5 separate regions of the Homo sapiens genome follow, and all the other regions are linked to region 2. The links are chromatin contacts, found by Hi-C or POLR2A ChIA-PET in ENCODE. All regions are on one chromosome and are shown on one strand. The core of a region is the stretch at or near the end of the contact, and the rest is flanking DNA. Distances in the headings are between cores, read along the strand shown.

Region 1 (3,298 bases), core at 448-2,947, 970 kb after region 2:
GACATTTAGGAGCCACCCTCACAAAACCAGCCTACCACTCAACAAACACAGCTGAGGAACACAGATTTTCTAGCTTTTAAAATAACTTCATTATAAGGTGAATCTGCAAATCACTAGGCTTTTGAAGCATGCCGCCAACATAAATAAGCAAATACAAAAAGAAAAAAGAATAAAAGCAAAAGAAGATGAAGGAGATTTAAGAGAACATGTAAAAATTCAAGAAAAGTGTGAAAGAACTGTAATTAATAAAGTAACATATAATAGGCAGAAACACGGTGGTTGAAGCAATTGGCCCTGGCAGTGAAGAATATTTTATAGTTGACTTTGTTTAGAATTTACTGATGCATGGTGATGATAAAAATGAAAACTGATATTTGGTCAACTCTAGTATTATTCTAAAACGTTCTTTATTCTAAAACGTTCTACAATAAACCCCTTATTATCTGTACCCAAAAGAGATTGCTCCTACCAACCATCCCTTAATGTGCTGCTAAGTTAATATCCTCAAAGCAATGAGAGAAGCATTTGTACTCAGTCCAGATTGGAGTAGGTGCATTAAGCACTTCTGAATGACAGTTTTCGAACAAAATCTGGTCCACTAACTGTTATTAAAGATATGGAACAACTTAGTAACACTTCAAGAGAAAACAATGAAATTGAAAAAATTAGATAATTATTAAATACAACAAACTAAAAAGTACACAAAAGGGAATTGTGGTATATTATTGGTGTTAGAAGAGAATGGTACTAGTATTCTCTACTAGTAGAGAATACTAGTACTACTATTCTCTACTAGCCACTGGGTGCAGTGGCTTACAACTTAATCCCAACACTTTGGGAGGGGGAGGGGAATCACTTGAGCCCAGGAATTCTAGACCAACCTGGGCAACATAGCAAAACCATGTTTCTATTTTTAAAAAATAAAATAGAATAATATTACATAGTAAAAATAATGGCAATATAGAATACGGATAAGAACATAATGTAATCTTACAGTTATAGGAAGTGCATGCATGGTGTCAAAAATTAATATATCAAAAAGCAACAATCATATATTTCATAAACATGGAGGTATAGTTGAACAAATATCCCAAAGAAAGTGGTTGTACCTGGGGATTGGAATGATTGGGACTCAGAGAGTAGGGGTAACTACTTTTTATTATGGGCTTTTTGGGCATAAATTAAATGCATATATTACTTTGATTAAACTCAAAAAGTGAAGATTATATGGATTTAATTAGAACAAAGCTATAATAATGACATAAAACATTTCCTGTAACTCTATAGGCTGTCAGACAATGCAGAAGTTAAAAAAGTCACATTTGGCACGTTTATTTCACACTACATTATTCTATTTTATAAAATTTAAAAAATTCTGTAATTCTGAAAAACATTTGTTATCGGAATGAAAGATAACATAACTAGTCTTAGATGTAGAATTCTTTCATAAATTAGAAAAAGACCACCTTTATCTTTAATTAATAAATTTTAAAAGTTATGTTTAATTTAAACTTAAGATTTTTATATAGTATACTCTTTGATAATACATAATTTGGAAGCAGATTTTTTAATTTTAAAAAATAAATGTGTAAAATAAGTATGCATTTTTAAAAATCAAAGACTTAACTAGGATTTTATTGTAGAGATGGTATGATCTTTCTGGCTATATATACTTGGAATTGGGCTGGGTCCTAATTGATACATAGGAAACCAAATAACCTAGAGAAAACAATACCCATGAATGATTAGCAAATTTCTTACATATAAAGGAAATGATTTAACTTCAAGAGACTAGAATAAATGAAAACATATTCAAAATTGAAAACGTTAATGGAAGGTAAGTTTGGTTTGCATTTGTGCATTTTATTTTGCAGACTAGAACAGACATAAACTTCTAATTCTGTTAACATTGTAGCAGTTCATGGCAGTACAGGGGAAGACTTTTAGAAAAGAAAAAGATACTGGAGGAAAGGATTGATCTTTTCTGACAGCATGTAACACTTTTTACAGGGTAAACAATAATGCTTAGATTCTTTTCCTTTAGCAGCAAAAAGGCTCTGCTCTCAGTATTTAACAGCAGAATGAACAAAACTTGCTTTATAAAACAAACAAATCCATAGTCTATTTCTGTTTGTTGGTTTTACTATGGTGAATTCCACACAAAAGGGGATTCCTTCCTACTGCTTTAACATAACACATTTCCGTGATTATGAAGTGTAAAAGTGCTAGCCATTTTAGGTCCAAATATTGAGGCTCATTATTGTGGTGAGTTTGAATGTTGACTTATATGAGATTTTCTTCTTCCCTATGCAAATGAAGTGGCAAAATGTTGCTTTTAGGTCGAGATCAGGTAAACTGAGTCTAGATGCATCTAATTCATCTAACTAAATCTAATTAAACTTAATTAAATCTAAGAACCCACTAGATGATGGTAAATCAGTTTTGTAATATCTAGCAATTGCTTTAAAAATTTTTTTTTCTCTCTAAAAACACAGTATTTGCTGGCTCCTCTATTGCTGGATATGTCAGCTATTTACAGAAGACTTTCAGATGAGATCTTGCAGAAAGGATCCCAAAAGGCATTCATTAGGAGAGAGTTAATTATTTGGTTTTACTGTGAAATGGAGAGTTAATTTCTGTCTATCATGGCACCACAATAGTTTTAAGGTCATGAATCATTTTGCGATCATCCCTCACATATTTTCCTCTCAGATGTATACGCTTCCTATTTCATATCCATTGCTCAGATTAGCTCTTCCTTTTGAATTTATTACAATAGACACATTGGGGTTGACTAGTACTTGCTCTATCCTTTCTTGTTAAGAACCCTGTCATCCTGGTCCAACAGCTTTGTATATGATTCAAATATTGCTTTTCACAGAAGCAACTTTTAACATGCAATGCGAACATCCTCATTATGGGAGAGATGAGAACAAATAACAGCATGATATGGCTGTCTTCTGAACTGTGCACTTATTGACCTATTTACCAATTATAGCTTTCTCATTTTAACATTGTGCATTATGGATATTCATCAAGGACAGTAGATAACTCCTATGAAAGTAGAGTCCATATTAGTATGAAATGGAGGTTATATTATTTCCTATAAAATTTACTAAAAGGCAAGCATTAAGAATACAGATACAAGCATATAAGATTGAAAGTCTGAGTTAATTCATAACTATTTCAATGATGCTGTGGTGGACTTGATAGGCTAGTTAGCATTTCAGCATGCATTCAATGCACATTAATAGGGCTATTAATATTATATCCTTATGTTGCTGTTATAAAATGAGAG
Region 2 (3,192 bases), core at 525-3,024:
AGGAATATGAAAATTGTATAGATTCCTAGTTGCTGGCTAGAGAAGTGAGAGTTGAAATGTTCTAAGATATAAGGAAATGCAGGTTTTGCCTTAGTTATATATAAAGTTGTCATCATAGAGCCTAGTGCTGAAGAGCAAAGGAGAAGAAATATTAACCACATCAGCTTAGAATTTAGAGTCCTATTTAAGCAAAGAGTTTAGAATAACTCCCTCAATTCTTGATTAAATCTATATTGATCATAACTAAGTTAATAATAAGTAACAGTTTCTTTGTGTGGTGGTGAGAAGATGCATCTGTGATGCTGAATTTGGAATATCATGGGATATGTAGCTAACACTGTCTAATAGGCAATTGGTTATATATCTCATGCTCAGCAGAGAGGTCTGGCCTGGAGTAGAGCTCTGGTGTCATCAGTAGAGAGACTGATATATAGCAGCAGAGGAGTCTGTCTAAAGAAGGTGTGTTGGGGGCCTTGTCCATTCTTTCCCACTTAAAAGTGCAGTTTTTCGGATGTGGTGGCTCATGTCTATAATTCTACCACTTTGGGAGGCCGAAGTGGGAGGATTGCTTGAGACTGGGAGTTCAAGACCAGCATGAGCAACATAGGGAGACCCTGTCTCTACAAAAAATTAAAAAATTAGCTAGGTGTCATGGTATGTGCCTGTAGTCCCAGCTTCTTGGGAGGCTGAGCTGGGAGGATTGCTTGAGCAAAGGAGTTTGAGGTTATAGTGAGCTATGATTGTGCCACTATACTCTGGCCTGGGAGTCAAAGTGAGACTCTGTCTTTTAAAAAAAAAAAAAAAAAGGACAGCTTTTTTGAAAGGTAAATAAATGCCCAATGAATACTGGAGGAAAGTAAAATTTAACTTGTTATTTGCTGCCTGACTTAAGTATAATATGTGAGGTATTTTTCTTGTCAACATAAAATAATATCATTTCCATTCTTAATAAATCTGTTTTTAAAGCCTCTTAGTATAGACCATCTTTATGACACTTTAGCATTCTTTAGTTGGAATATGGATTTTCACAGATTCAGGTTTCTGAAAACAAAATTTAACTGCTGTCAATTATATAATTTCATTTTGAAAGCCTATAGTCAGTATTAATTAGATTTTCATTTATTTGGTCATATTTTTATATAAAAAACTTTATAATTAAAGTTTTTTTTATAGAACATCGTAGATAGCTTTATCAGCATAACATTATGTTATTCCTGCTTTTAATTTTTCTTATTCTTTGGATAGTATTTCCATAAAGTCATAGTTTTACATGTAAGTGTGCCAGAGAAAGTACATTTGTTTCTAGTATATGTTTATGTTTGTTAAAAGACATTCACACAGAGTTTGGCATGATTTTATAGTCTGTGCTCAAAAGAGCAAGAGAGAAATTGCAAGATAGTGCAGGTCAGAATTGAAATAATTTGGCAGAGTTTGGTGAGAAAGCTTGCTTAGCAGCTGCCTAGGTTAACTTTGCACCATCCATTCAAAGCATAGTTCAGTTCTGAGATATAAAAATATATAACCAATTAAATTTAGTTTCCCAGAGGTAAATTTTAAAATGTAAAATATAACTTTGATTTACCTTGTAAGTACATTGAAACATCTTGTTATTAAGTACAAGGATAGTTTTATATTTATGAGGCAGTGGCTTTTATATACTTCCTTTTTTCCTTCCTTTCTTAATTTTACGTTTTTGAAATCTTAATTTGCATTGACGTTTATGCTTGGTAAAAAAAAAAATCTCAAAGGTACAAGTATTATGCTTCGTTTCTTGTGTACGTGGGGAGGTGGGTAGGAGGGGGAGGAAGGCAGTGAGTTTTCCAAGAAGTAAAGTAACAGACTAAATTTCTGTTGCTAAACATCGATTGTGTCCTACTAACCTAATTATACATTAAATAGACTCTTGTTATGACTAACTCAGGTCCTAAGAATGCAGTCAGGGCCTAAGTGGGGCTTAGTGAAAAAGTTCATTGCAGAGGACATCAGAAGACCTGAGCTAGAGTCAGTCATTGCTTTACCACTGAGATCAGGGCCTCAGTTTCCTTGTCCAGTTTTCAGCAGCATCAAGAGGAATAATGGATAGGAAAGCATTGTGTTTTTTTTTGTTTTTGTTTTTTGTTGTTTTTTTTGGGGGGGGACAGGGTCTTGCTCTGTCACCCAGGCTGGAGCATTGTGGCAGGATCATGGCTCACTGCAGCCTCAACCTCCTGGGCTCAAGTGATCCTCCCACCTTACTGACCAAGTAGCTAGGACCACAGGTGTGAACCACCTTACTGGGCTAATATTTTAATTTTTTGTACAGATGGGGGTCTCATTGTGTTGTTTAGGCTGGTCTCAAACTCTGAGACTCAAGTGAGCCTCCCACCGTGGCTTCCCAAAGTTCTAGGATTACAGGCATGAGGCACTGTACCGTGCCTGTTAGGAAAGCTTTTAAAACTACTTTATGGTTTATTGTAAACTGTAGTATGTAAATAAGAGAGGATTTTGAAAGTTCAGGAATAATCAATGCATAGAACAGTGTCTGTAATAGAGTAGGTATGCAAAAAATATTTGTTAAATGAATAAATATGAGCAGTTGATAAGTCTTTCTATAAGGATTAAATGTAAAACCATGTGTTAATTTTGAAAATTCCATTAAATTTTTCTTTTATTTAAATGTGTTTTTCATTTTTTGTGTGTGATTTTTCTGTTATTGAGTACTTGTTACAGACCAAAGGCTTTTAAAAACAAATGACCTTACCATAAATAATTCATACTAATGAAAGTATTTCCAAGTACTAGCCTGTATTCCATAAGGCCTTATCAACTTCGTTATGATAAAATTCATACTATGAATTATTTAGTACAAGGAATTCAGTAGAATGTTTTTTAAATCTGGTTTTGAAGATGGGGCCAAGCTATTTATCTTAGCTCTTTAAATCAGTTTGGTTGTCATGATTTTTCTAGTATTACAGCTGAATGATTAGCTTAGTGAGCATGTGCTTTTGCCAGACTTTAGTTGTTGCTATGTGACTAACTGAATGACATATAAAAACATGAGGGGAATTTGTAATAGCATTCTGTGTCCACAGTTAACCTAAACAAATACAAAGTCTATCAAAAGCTTTTTGGACATACTTTAAAAGGGCCGAATAAGTATCATTTGTCTTTCACATGCTTGTAGGGAAACTCTTCGGTAAAGATAAGCAGAAG
Region 3 (3,161 bases), core at 414-2,913, 920 kb after region 2:
GGCTGGGGTGCAGTGATGTAATCGTACCTCACTGCAGCCTCAAAATCCTGGGCTCCAGAGATCCTCCTGCCTCAGCTCCTGGAGTAGCAGGGAACACAGGCGCATGCCACCATGACCGGCCAATTTTTTTTTTTTAAGAGATGGGGTCTCTCACTATGTTGCTCAGGTTCATAAACATTTTTTAATTCTAATTTAGATGAACAAGTCCTTAAAAATGTAATTTGGATGAACACCTCCTTAAAAATGTATGGGACAATCAGAAATTGAACAATAAGTGGGCATTTGGTGATATTAAGTGAATGTTAGTTTTTAGGTGTGATAATATAATATTTCAGAATGTTAGAAAAAAGACCTTATCTTTCAGAAAGATATACTGAAATACTAATGGATAAATAATATAATCTTTGGAATTGCGGAAAGAAGTGAGTGCTAGTATATGAAAAGTGTCCATGAACTGATAATTATTGAAGCTGTGTGATGGATAGTATGGGATAATTATACTATTCTCTTTAGTTTTCTATATGTGCTTCATATACTCACTAAGAAACAGTTTTACCCATATATACGCCAACCTAATTTATCACAAAAGTAACACTGCTGTGCAGTGGGCAACGTGTAGTTTTTCCAATAAAGGTGCTGCATCAATGGATTACTTATTTGAGAAAAATAAGTATCTTAATTTCTGCTCACCCAAGTCACAAAAATCAATTAAAAATGACTGTGGTCTATGTGGTTAAGGTAAAACAATAATGGCTTTAGATGAAAACATGGGCAATCATCTTCATGATTTTAGAGTAGTCCAAGATTTCAGAAACAGAACACAAATAGTTTTAAACTAAAGCAAAAAGATAAATCAATAGCTCTGTTCATCAAATGATAACATTAAATAAATAAAGAAGGAGTATATCTACAAAAAATTTACCCCCCACACAAAAAATCATATCTAGACTCTGTAAAGAACACCTGCAAACTAATAAGGAAAGGATAGAAAATCGAATAGTAAAATGCACAAAATACTTAAACAATTCACATAAAATACATTAAAATGGTCAATAAATATAGAAAAAGTTACTCATATTTATTACTCATTGACAAAATGCAAGTTAAAAAACCACAATGTGATACCTCTACTTCCTCACTGGAATTGTTAACATGAGAAGACAGACAATACCAGGTGTTGGTGAGGATCTGTAGCAACTGCAAGTTTCATATACTGTTGGTGTGAGACATAGTTTAGTATAGTTTAGTACAACCTCATAGAAAGCTCTTTGGCAGTGTCCTCTAAAGCTAAATGTATGCATACCTTACAGCCTAGCAATTCAAATTCTAAGGATATACCCAATAGAAATGCATACACATGTTTACCAAAACTCCTGTACTGGTATGTTCATAATTCTAGTGAAATACCATATGTCAGTAAGAAGGAACTGATTACAACTGTGTGCAAAAACAGTTCTAAATTTGCCAAGCAAGACGTTGAACAGGAAGTCACACACAACTAAATAGATACAGTATCATTTTGTTTTAATGAAATCAATTAAAATTAATAAAATTAGTCAATGATAAATTTTATTTTGATAAAGGTGAGAGATATGCAACATCTCTGGTTTTAGAAGTGGGTGTCAACTGTGGGGTGGAGAATAGTAACTGGAGTTGGCATAAGTGGGGTTTTCCGACATACTGGCCACATCCTCTTTCTTGGTTTAGGTGATGTTATACACGTGTTTGGTTTCAAAACATTCATTGAAGGGAGCCTCTAAGAAATATGTAAGTTTGTGCAAATATCTTATACCTCCATATTAAATTGCCAAAAAATACTACTAATTCAACTATGTTAAAATCTAGAGCTTGCTTTGAAAGAATTACACCCTAAAAGAAGTACTTGGTCACACAGTTCTCAACAATGTTTCTTATGAGACTTCTGACAATGTGATGTGATGATAGAATAAATGTATTCTTAAAAATAGAAGAACTAAATCATGATAAAAAAATCAAATATTGCCACAAACTGATGACGGATATTGGTTTTGATAAAATATCAAAGAAACTGGAATGAGAATTATTATTGTATTTTCATGATTTTAAAGTAATATTTCAAAATGAATGAATCAATCAAGATGTGCAAAGATGTAATTTGATTAAACTATGTAATATCCTATGTAATTTGAAATATTAAAACTTAGAATAATTTTTCTTAACAAGTCCCTCCAAAAAAAAAAAGCAGAAAAGAAAAAATTGTAATTGAAGTGGCATTTTCCATTAATGTCATCGTTTACAAACTCTGAATTACCCTTTTGTGGGGAGGTAATGCTCTGATATTTATCAATTGGTTCTCAGTGATATTTTTAACATCAGCAGTGTGCTATCATGGTGGGAAAACAAAGAAGTACATATTGAAAAGATATAAAAAATAATTTGTAGAAACAGACCAACTCTCATGAAGCCTGCAGTGACAGGTGTTATTTGATTAACATAAGGAAAAAGATCAAAATACACTGAGCACTTATCATGTTCAAGAGTTAGTTCTTAACTCCCTATATTTGTTCTCTTTTAATCTGTAAAATAATCCAGTGAGGCTGATAACATTGCCCCATTTTACACATGATACATTGCCCCATTTTACACATGATAAAGTTCAATAAGTAGTCCAAGTTTGGGAAGATACTAAATGACTGGATATTAAATCCAGGCCTGGATCATGCAAGAGAGTATGATGAGTGTGGAACAGAATAACCAAGGGTATATTCATAACTATTGACTCTGGTTGGACTCTGAAGCCAGATGATTCCAGAGATGAGTTCCAAACAGAAGTAGGAGTTATTGAGAGGTGAAGCCAGCTGGACTTCCTGGGTCAAGTGGGGACTTGGAGAACTTTTCTGTAGCTAGAGGTTTGTAAAATGCATCCATCAGTGCTCTGTAAAAACGCACTAATCAGCACTCTGTAGCTAGCTAGAGGTTTGTAAAATGCACCAATTAGTTCTCTGTAAAAATGTACCCATTGGCGCTCTGTAGCTAGCTAGAGGTTTGTAAAATGGACCAGTCAACACCCTCTAAAATGGACCAATCAGCACCCTGTAAAATGGACCAATCAGTGCTCTGTAAAATGGACCAATCAGCACTCTGTAAAATGGACCAATCAGCAGGACATGCATGGGGACAAA
Region 4 (2,958 bases), core at 379-2,878, 760 kb after region 2:
CAGCACACAGTGGGCGGCGGTGGGGGAGGTGTAGATAACATGAGAGCAGACAAAGAAAAAAAATGGTGTATTTTTATAAGATTATGTGAAAATTTGTATTTATTTTCAAGCCCTCCTTAAGAAAATGAATCCTAACGTCTTGGACTTTTATAATTAGAACACAGGCTCTGCTCTGGCAGCTCTCTTTAAGCCATAATTAGTTATGTCTGGAGCCTTTGAATAATTCCTTTCAATAATTGATGGAGTTAATATTCTCTTTTAAAAATGAGGAGGACAATGTTTTTCACAAACTCTTTTTGTTGGAGGCTTTGTCATTCAAAATCTTCATCAGTCATAATCACACTGGTGTGATTTGCCTTTTAATTTCTTATAAGACTTAGCTTATAACTTTTTAAGGATGTGGATAATTCTAAAAGTAAAGGCATAATGTATTGCTAGATTACTGTAGCTGAATATAAAAAGAAAGCAGTAATGCAGGAACATTCTATCCATTTGTTTCCAATTATTTTATAAATTTAAAAACTGCATTGTATGTTGCTTCTGTTTGAACTCCATCAAAAAACCTCACTATGAATGTAAGGAACTTAGATGCTAATCATATCTTTTGCTTGCTAGAAAGAAGAAATGCCAAATTATTTTATTCTTCAAGCATTCTTCTATAAAGAAGCTTCCGCATGCTTCCTCCCCACCCCCACATCCTCACTCCACCCTATTAGGAATTTCAAAAAAAAAAAAAATCTTTATACATGGAAGGCTAGATCCTAAGACAGAAAGCTGTCTTTTCCTTCTGTCTTTACACTGGCCACTTTCAGTCGCCTTCACTTCTGCTGGGACTTTATTTCACATTGTGTGGACTACAACACCGAAACCAGTTCAGTCTCTATCCTTATTATAAAATTAAAAGTGGTGGTTAAAAAAACATATAAAGCCCTGGCTTGAAGCCATTGTTCAGAATTTAAGAGCTATTTGCCCCCAAGTGTCTTTGCAGTCTTTCATAGCTAATTATAATAACTGTCAGATGTCTGGAAAGTCTATGGTGCCCTTGTCAGTGGAGTCAGCAAAGTTTGTCTTTTATTTTTCTTGGGGACAGAGCAAATCTGATTAGACATAAAGAGCAAAAAGAAGTGAACTAAGTACATATGCGTGTGCCTTCATTTTTTCTTATGAACAAAGCAGCACACTAGAGCGATGTTCCAGCGCACAGCCTCCTACAGCTACTCTTTGGAATGCCTGACTTTTATTTTTAATTCTTTATCCTCAACAGAATAAAGTATGCAACAATTGTCCCTGGAATATTTTCCTGCCAGCTGAATAACCTTCAATATACACATGAAAGAGTACCCTTAAGAAATCTTCAAATATTGGATGTTTATGACATAAAACTATTTTAATCAGTACACTTGACGGAAAGAAAGGTATACTTACAATTTCAAAACGGTTATTTGCTCTAGTTTCTTGTCCCCGGAGGCAGAGCAGAGGCTTTTGCCAGACTGTCCATGATGCAGGTGCAGAATCCCTGTTTTCATGCCGGAGAGGAAGGTAGAAAGTGCTTCATAAAGTCACTCGGAACTCAGCCACTTGTGCTCAGACATCCCTTGCTCCTGTGGAAGCTGTACTATCTGCAGTTCTGAATTGAACTAAATTACAGCCCATGTGAAAGACAGGGGCAGTGAGTCATGTGAGAGATACAGAGCTATCCTATTGGCCACAAAGACATAGCTTAGGCATTCTGCCTTTTCCACCATTGGTGAATAGTTAAAACTGAAAGCATCTAGATCCTCCTCTTGAGCTTATTTGTCCTCTATGTGTGGAAGAATGACTGTAGGATTTTACAGTGACAGAATTAGTTAAGAAAGGGACTGAAGTCATCCTTCACAGAGACTGGTGGGAGGTGATTGGAAGCTCAGCTTTTTTAAGATTTCTTTTTTCTTTTTATCCCCCTGCCCTGCAGTTTTGTCTATAATTTGCCTGTTTGCCTGTCAGAAAAAATGTTTTTTGTATTTTTTTCTCCCTTCAGTTAACCTTGGAAGTGACAGAAAGTAAATTATCATCATATTCCTTTGCAGAACTGTCATGTTTTGAAGCACAAAATCAATTATTTTCAATGACGCATTTTCAAATTTTATTTTTACATTTACAGAGACTTTATTGTAGTTCTAAACTAATAAACTAAATTGTCCATTAGTGACACCAACAACAGAATTAACTTTTGAGTAATTATTACATTTTGGAGAAAGGAGGGCTAGAAATAACTCTGGGAAATAATAAAAGGCAACAATATCAAAACAAATCAAATAAGGGGCTTTAACTAAGAAGGGATAAAGAAGAAATATATTTCTCCATCAAAGTCACTCTTTAATTTACCACTTTATGTAAGGCAGAATGTCCAGAAACTGCCAGTCAGAAGGTATTTTTAGTTTTGCTAGGATTCTTTAATTCACCCAATTCCTTAAAAATACTTAAATGTGTTTGTAAAGATTTAGAGGCTGTAAACTACCTTAGAAGTCATCAAGTCTCACATTCCCTATGTTAAAGGTGAGGAATGTAGCCTCTGACAGTAGTGACTCTCTTCATAACACTGATCCACCGTGTTATGCAAAATAAATGAAGGAAACATTGAAATAAATACTAGTTTGCTCTGTCTTACGTACCTACTAAGAGCCAGTTACCTTCTCATTTAATTCAATAATTGTACAACCCATAGAATAAGTTTGACTACTTTCATTTCTCCTCGGCAAAAACAGACTCAAATGTTTTACTACCATGGTAGTGCCTGGATTTGAACCCAAGTGGCTGATTCCATACCTACTTTTTCCAACTAGGTATGTGTCCTTCCAAATAATGATGGTTGTCACTTATAGGTTCCTTCCTACTGTATGGCAAGTAATGTGCAAAACCCTTTAGAGCCCCTCATTCAGTTCTCACAACTGTTAATGAGTCAATTATTCTATTTTGCTG
Region 5 (3,022 bases), core at 204-2,703, 1.0 Mb after region 2:
GTGAAGAGTAGAAGATGTCAGAAGGGCAGCCAGCAGGCCTTGGAAATCAGGCTCTGAGCTTGGGAGTGAGGTCAAGAGTAGCAATTCACACTCGACACTTATACCCAGAGCAGTGTCATTTGAAGCTGTGAAGATGTGATCACTAAGGGAAGAGAGAACTGGAAGATAAGGCCAAAGTCAGAACATTTGGGAGCCCCTATACTAAAGGGGACAAGAGGAATAACAAAAAGTGAAAAAGAAAAAATATAAAGGTCATATCAGAAACATTTTTATAGGAGATATCTTAGCATACCCCTTCAGAACTCTTTTCCTCAGACTTACACAAACCAAATTGGATTCAATAAACCAATTTTAACAGATATGTTAAACACATGATATATACCAATTAAACATTCTGTAATTATTAAATAATAAAATATGTTTATGTAAATCTAACACATATCTTTATGACAAATAATAGGTGCTTTCCCCGATAGTTTTCTTAGGTCATTGTTTAATTACCTTTCACTGTTTCTTGGAATATGATGCCAGCTTATTTTCATTATCATCACTGGAAAATTTGGGAAAGTAGGAAAAAAAGAAAAAATCTATCTTACTATTTAATAGTTTGTGATACAATATATTAATAATTGAACGATAATTTTACTGTTACTCCAAGTAATCCTAGAATCTGATAGACAGGAAATCAGGGAAGTAAAATAACTCAAATATGCTTTAAAGACATGTTAAGTAACTTTTCCCCTTTCCTGCTTATATTTGTGCCAAATAAGTAAAACCAATATAATTGGAGAAGAATGGGAGGTGATGCTGCATTTATTAATAGAATGGTCACCAGCATGACTCCTCCAATGACTGAAATAATAAAATATATCACAAAAATTGAAAGGGAATACAAATTCTAACAAGATTGGTATAAATTTTGCATTAAGAGCCTCAGAGGTCAAGGATGAGGGCTTCAGAAAAGATTTTTCATTTTTTAAATATAAAAAGTCTTGTAAATCTTCAACAATCATATTCTTTAGATTTGAAGGTAGAAGTCAGATAAGTCCAGTCCATAGGATTCAGCAGCGTATAGAGATAGAGCAAGGAGAGAAAGATTGTCTGGACTTGTCTCTTATGAGGAGCAGCACTGCAATAAAGGGAATAACTAGGGATTTTAACTTAATGAGGTGACAGGATTGAGAAATGTTTTTTCTTTCTTTTTTTTTTTTTAACATTGCAATTTTCAAAGTGTTTGTTGATTTAATGTCTGACAAGGGATGGAGCAAATGTGATAATGAGAGTGATATCCACAGAGAATTACATGCCCTCCTTTATTTCTCCCAGCCTCCCTGAGGTTAGGTTTGAGCCACATGACTAGTTCTAGCCAATGGACTGTAAGTGCAAATGATGTGTGTCAATTCAAGAGTGGATTTTCCAAGATCTCTTTTCCACACGAGGGCAAATTTGAAGTCTCATGTTGCTATGGTTGAATCACAAAGTGGAAAGCCCCTGGATTCCCAAGCTACCAGACATATTACCTATCTATTGCTGTGTAACAAACTACTCCCAAACAGATGTTTATCATCTTACAGATTTTGTGGGTTAAGAACCGTAGCATAGTTTACCTAGGGGCCTGTGGCTCAAATTCTTGCATAAGGTTACTGCAAAGCTGTTTTCTGGGACTCTAGTCTCCTCCGAAGGCTCAACTGTGGTGAGGGAGTACCTACCTCCAAGCTCACTTAGGTTTGCTGGCAGGCCTTGGTCCCTTGCAACCAGTACCTCTCTACAGGATTCCCTTCTAACACAGCAGGTGACTTTCCTTGAAGTAAGTGATTCAGGAGAAAGTGTGAAAGTGTTCTCAAGATGAAAACCACAGTCATTTTATAACCTACTACTGGAAGTGCAACCTATTATTTCTGAGTATTTAATCATTAGCAGTGAGTCAATAAGTCCAGTCCATATCCAAGAATACAAGATGAGTCAAGGAGATATAGAGGGGATGAATACAAGGAGTCAGGGATGACTGTAGGGCCATCCTTAAGGCTACCCCAACACACCAAATGAAGGAGAATACCCACTAACGGAACTTTGCAGGAGTACAAACAAAATCTTTTGTTTTATGCTATAGAGATTTTTGAGGTTGTTCTTTTAGTATAGCCTCATCTCTCATGACTAATAAAAGCTCTAGTAGGAGACAGAATGGAATTGAACCATAAAAAGCTAACCATAAAAGTAGATGAAGATGATAGGGCATAATAAAACATCAAAAATGTATTCAAATAGTATGTTCATAACAGACTTCAAAAAACAATTTGGTATAGTACTTTAGACATGACTATGTGTACCTTTCATTTTTAAGCCTATTCTTATATGATTTCAAATACCATTAGTACTCCTAAATGATGTCAGTGTGATAGAATCTTTTTTTGTGGTGATTATCTAAGGCTGCCTGTATGCATGACTGTTAAAACATGCCTAGAGACTTTACAAACAGATGGTTCTTTGGATCTTCCCACAGACTGTCAGCATGAAAGTGCAACTAACAGCTTTCTGTGATCTTCTATACCTCTACTTCCTCCTTTTAGTTACCAAAATTGATTTTAATTTTTTTCTCACACCTCAAGTTTAGATAATCTAAAGTAGGTCACTCTGTAGCATCTAAAACACTCCCAGTAGCTCTGTTCAGAGTGTGAAGTCAGACACTTTTAAAGCATTCAAAGTGAAAGCCAGCACTGGGAAGAGAAACATAAAATGTGTTCAAGTGGTTCTCTAACAAAACAAGATACAATCTAGTTCCTTTAATACAGTAAAATATGATAATAATTTTCAATGTTATTTCCATAAAGCTTGGGATAGACATTGGGTCTTGTCATGACAAAAAGTCTTAGCATTGTCCTCTTGTTGGTTAGCTCCTTTCCTGCTCCTTTCATATTTGCAAGTGCTGGGACATGAGCTCAGTTTCCAAAAGACCTACCAAAGAGGTATATTGGGTTGAATGGTGTCTCCCCAGAATTTACTAGAACCTGTGTGAATTTACCCT

What was found. Hi-C counts contacts between places; a loop is a spot of excess contacts on that map. ChIA-PET counts read pairs that join two places held with the same protein, here RNA polymerase II (POLR2A). Pooled maps may share reads with other maps.
Region 1: a map of mesothelial cell of epicardium shows a loop between it and region 2 (30-fold over the local background). The contact joins the promoter of LINC02789 here to the enhancer-like site in region 2. A Hi-C loop is called at or near these places in 1 of 168 maps with a recorded cell type or tissue (mesothelial cell of epicardium), 3 of 37 single-sample maps with no recorded cell type and 1 of 50 pooled maps.
Region 3: a loop to region 2 is called in a map with no recorded cell type, with 2.1 times the contacts of the local background. The contact joins two enhancer-like sites. A Hi-C loop is called at or near these places in 4 of 37 single-sample maps with no recorded cell type and 2 of 50 pooled maps.
Region 4: a map of OCI-LY7 shows a loop between it and region 2 (4-fold over the local background). The contact joins the promoter of MIR181A1HG here to the enhancer-like site in region 2. A Hi-C loop is called at or near these places in 4 of 168 maps with a recorded cell type or tissue (CD4-positive, alpha-beta T cell, OCI-LY7, naive thymus-derived CD4-positive, alpha-beta T cell and 1 more), 14 of 37 single-sample maps with no recorded cell type and 6 of 50 pooled maps. POLR2A ChIA-PET finds 5 or more read pairs at or near these places in 1 of 52 experiments (activated CD4-positive, alpha-beta T cell).
Region 5: a pooled map shows a loop between it and region 2 (2.1-fold over the local background). The contact joins two enhancer-like sites. A Hi-C loop is called at or near these places in 2 of 37 single-sample maps with no recorded cell type and 4 of 50 pooled maps.

What each region holds. Positions count from the first base shown.
Region 1 is chr1:199,146,901-199,150,198 of GRCh38, forward strand. LINC02789 (long intergenic non-protein coding RNA 2789) reads left to right here and starts at 1,698. Exons shown (of 4, transcript NR_147896.1): 1 at 1,698-1,837. All of the region lies in intron 1 of LOC107985243 (a long non-coding RNA gene), which reads right to left.
Region 2 is chr1:198,172,642-198,175,833 of GRCh38, forward strand. The region is part of intron 1 of NEK7 (NIMA related kinase 7); the gene reads left to right. Among named protein-coding and RNA genes, the nearest start is that of NEK7, 17 kb to the left of the region's middle. Within about 2 kb of position 1,775, at least 4 of the 41 ENCODE cell types and tissues checked have a DNase peak (open chromatin) inside an H3K27ac peak, as active enhancers do; they include CD4-positive, alpha-beta T cell and natural killer cell, where a contact is called at or near this core.
Region 3 is chr1:199,088,293-199,091,453 of GRCh38, forward strand. No RefSeq gene overlaps it. Among named protein-coding and RNA genes, the nearest start is that of LINC02789, 59 kb to the right of the region's middle. RefSeq lists an enhancer at 1,300-1,349. Within about 2 kb of position 1,664, at least 3 of the 41 ENCODE cell types and tissues checked have a DNase peak (open chromatin) inside an H3K27ac peak, as active enhancers do.
Region 4 is chr1:198,935,801-198,938,758 of GRCh38, forward strand. It overlaps MIR181A1HG (MIR181A1 host gene), which reads right to left and starts at 1,629. Exons shown (of 3, transcript NR_040073.1): 1 at 1,426-1,629. RefSeq lists enhancers at 1,420-1,479, 1,880-1,929.
Region 5 is chr1:199,171,003-199,174,024 of GRCh38, forward strand. The region is part of intron 3 of LINC02789 (long intergenic non-protein coding RNA 2789); the gene reads left to right. The region is part of intron 1 of LOC107985243 (a long non-coding RNA gene); the gene reads right to left. Among named protein-coding and RNA genes, the nearest start is that of LINC02789, 24 kb to the left of the region's middle. RefSeq lists an enhancer at 2,544-2,593. Within about 2 kb of position 1,454, at least 4 of the 41 ENCODE cell types and tissues checked have a DNase peak (open chromatin) inside an H3K27ac peak, as active enhancers do.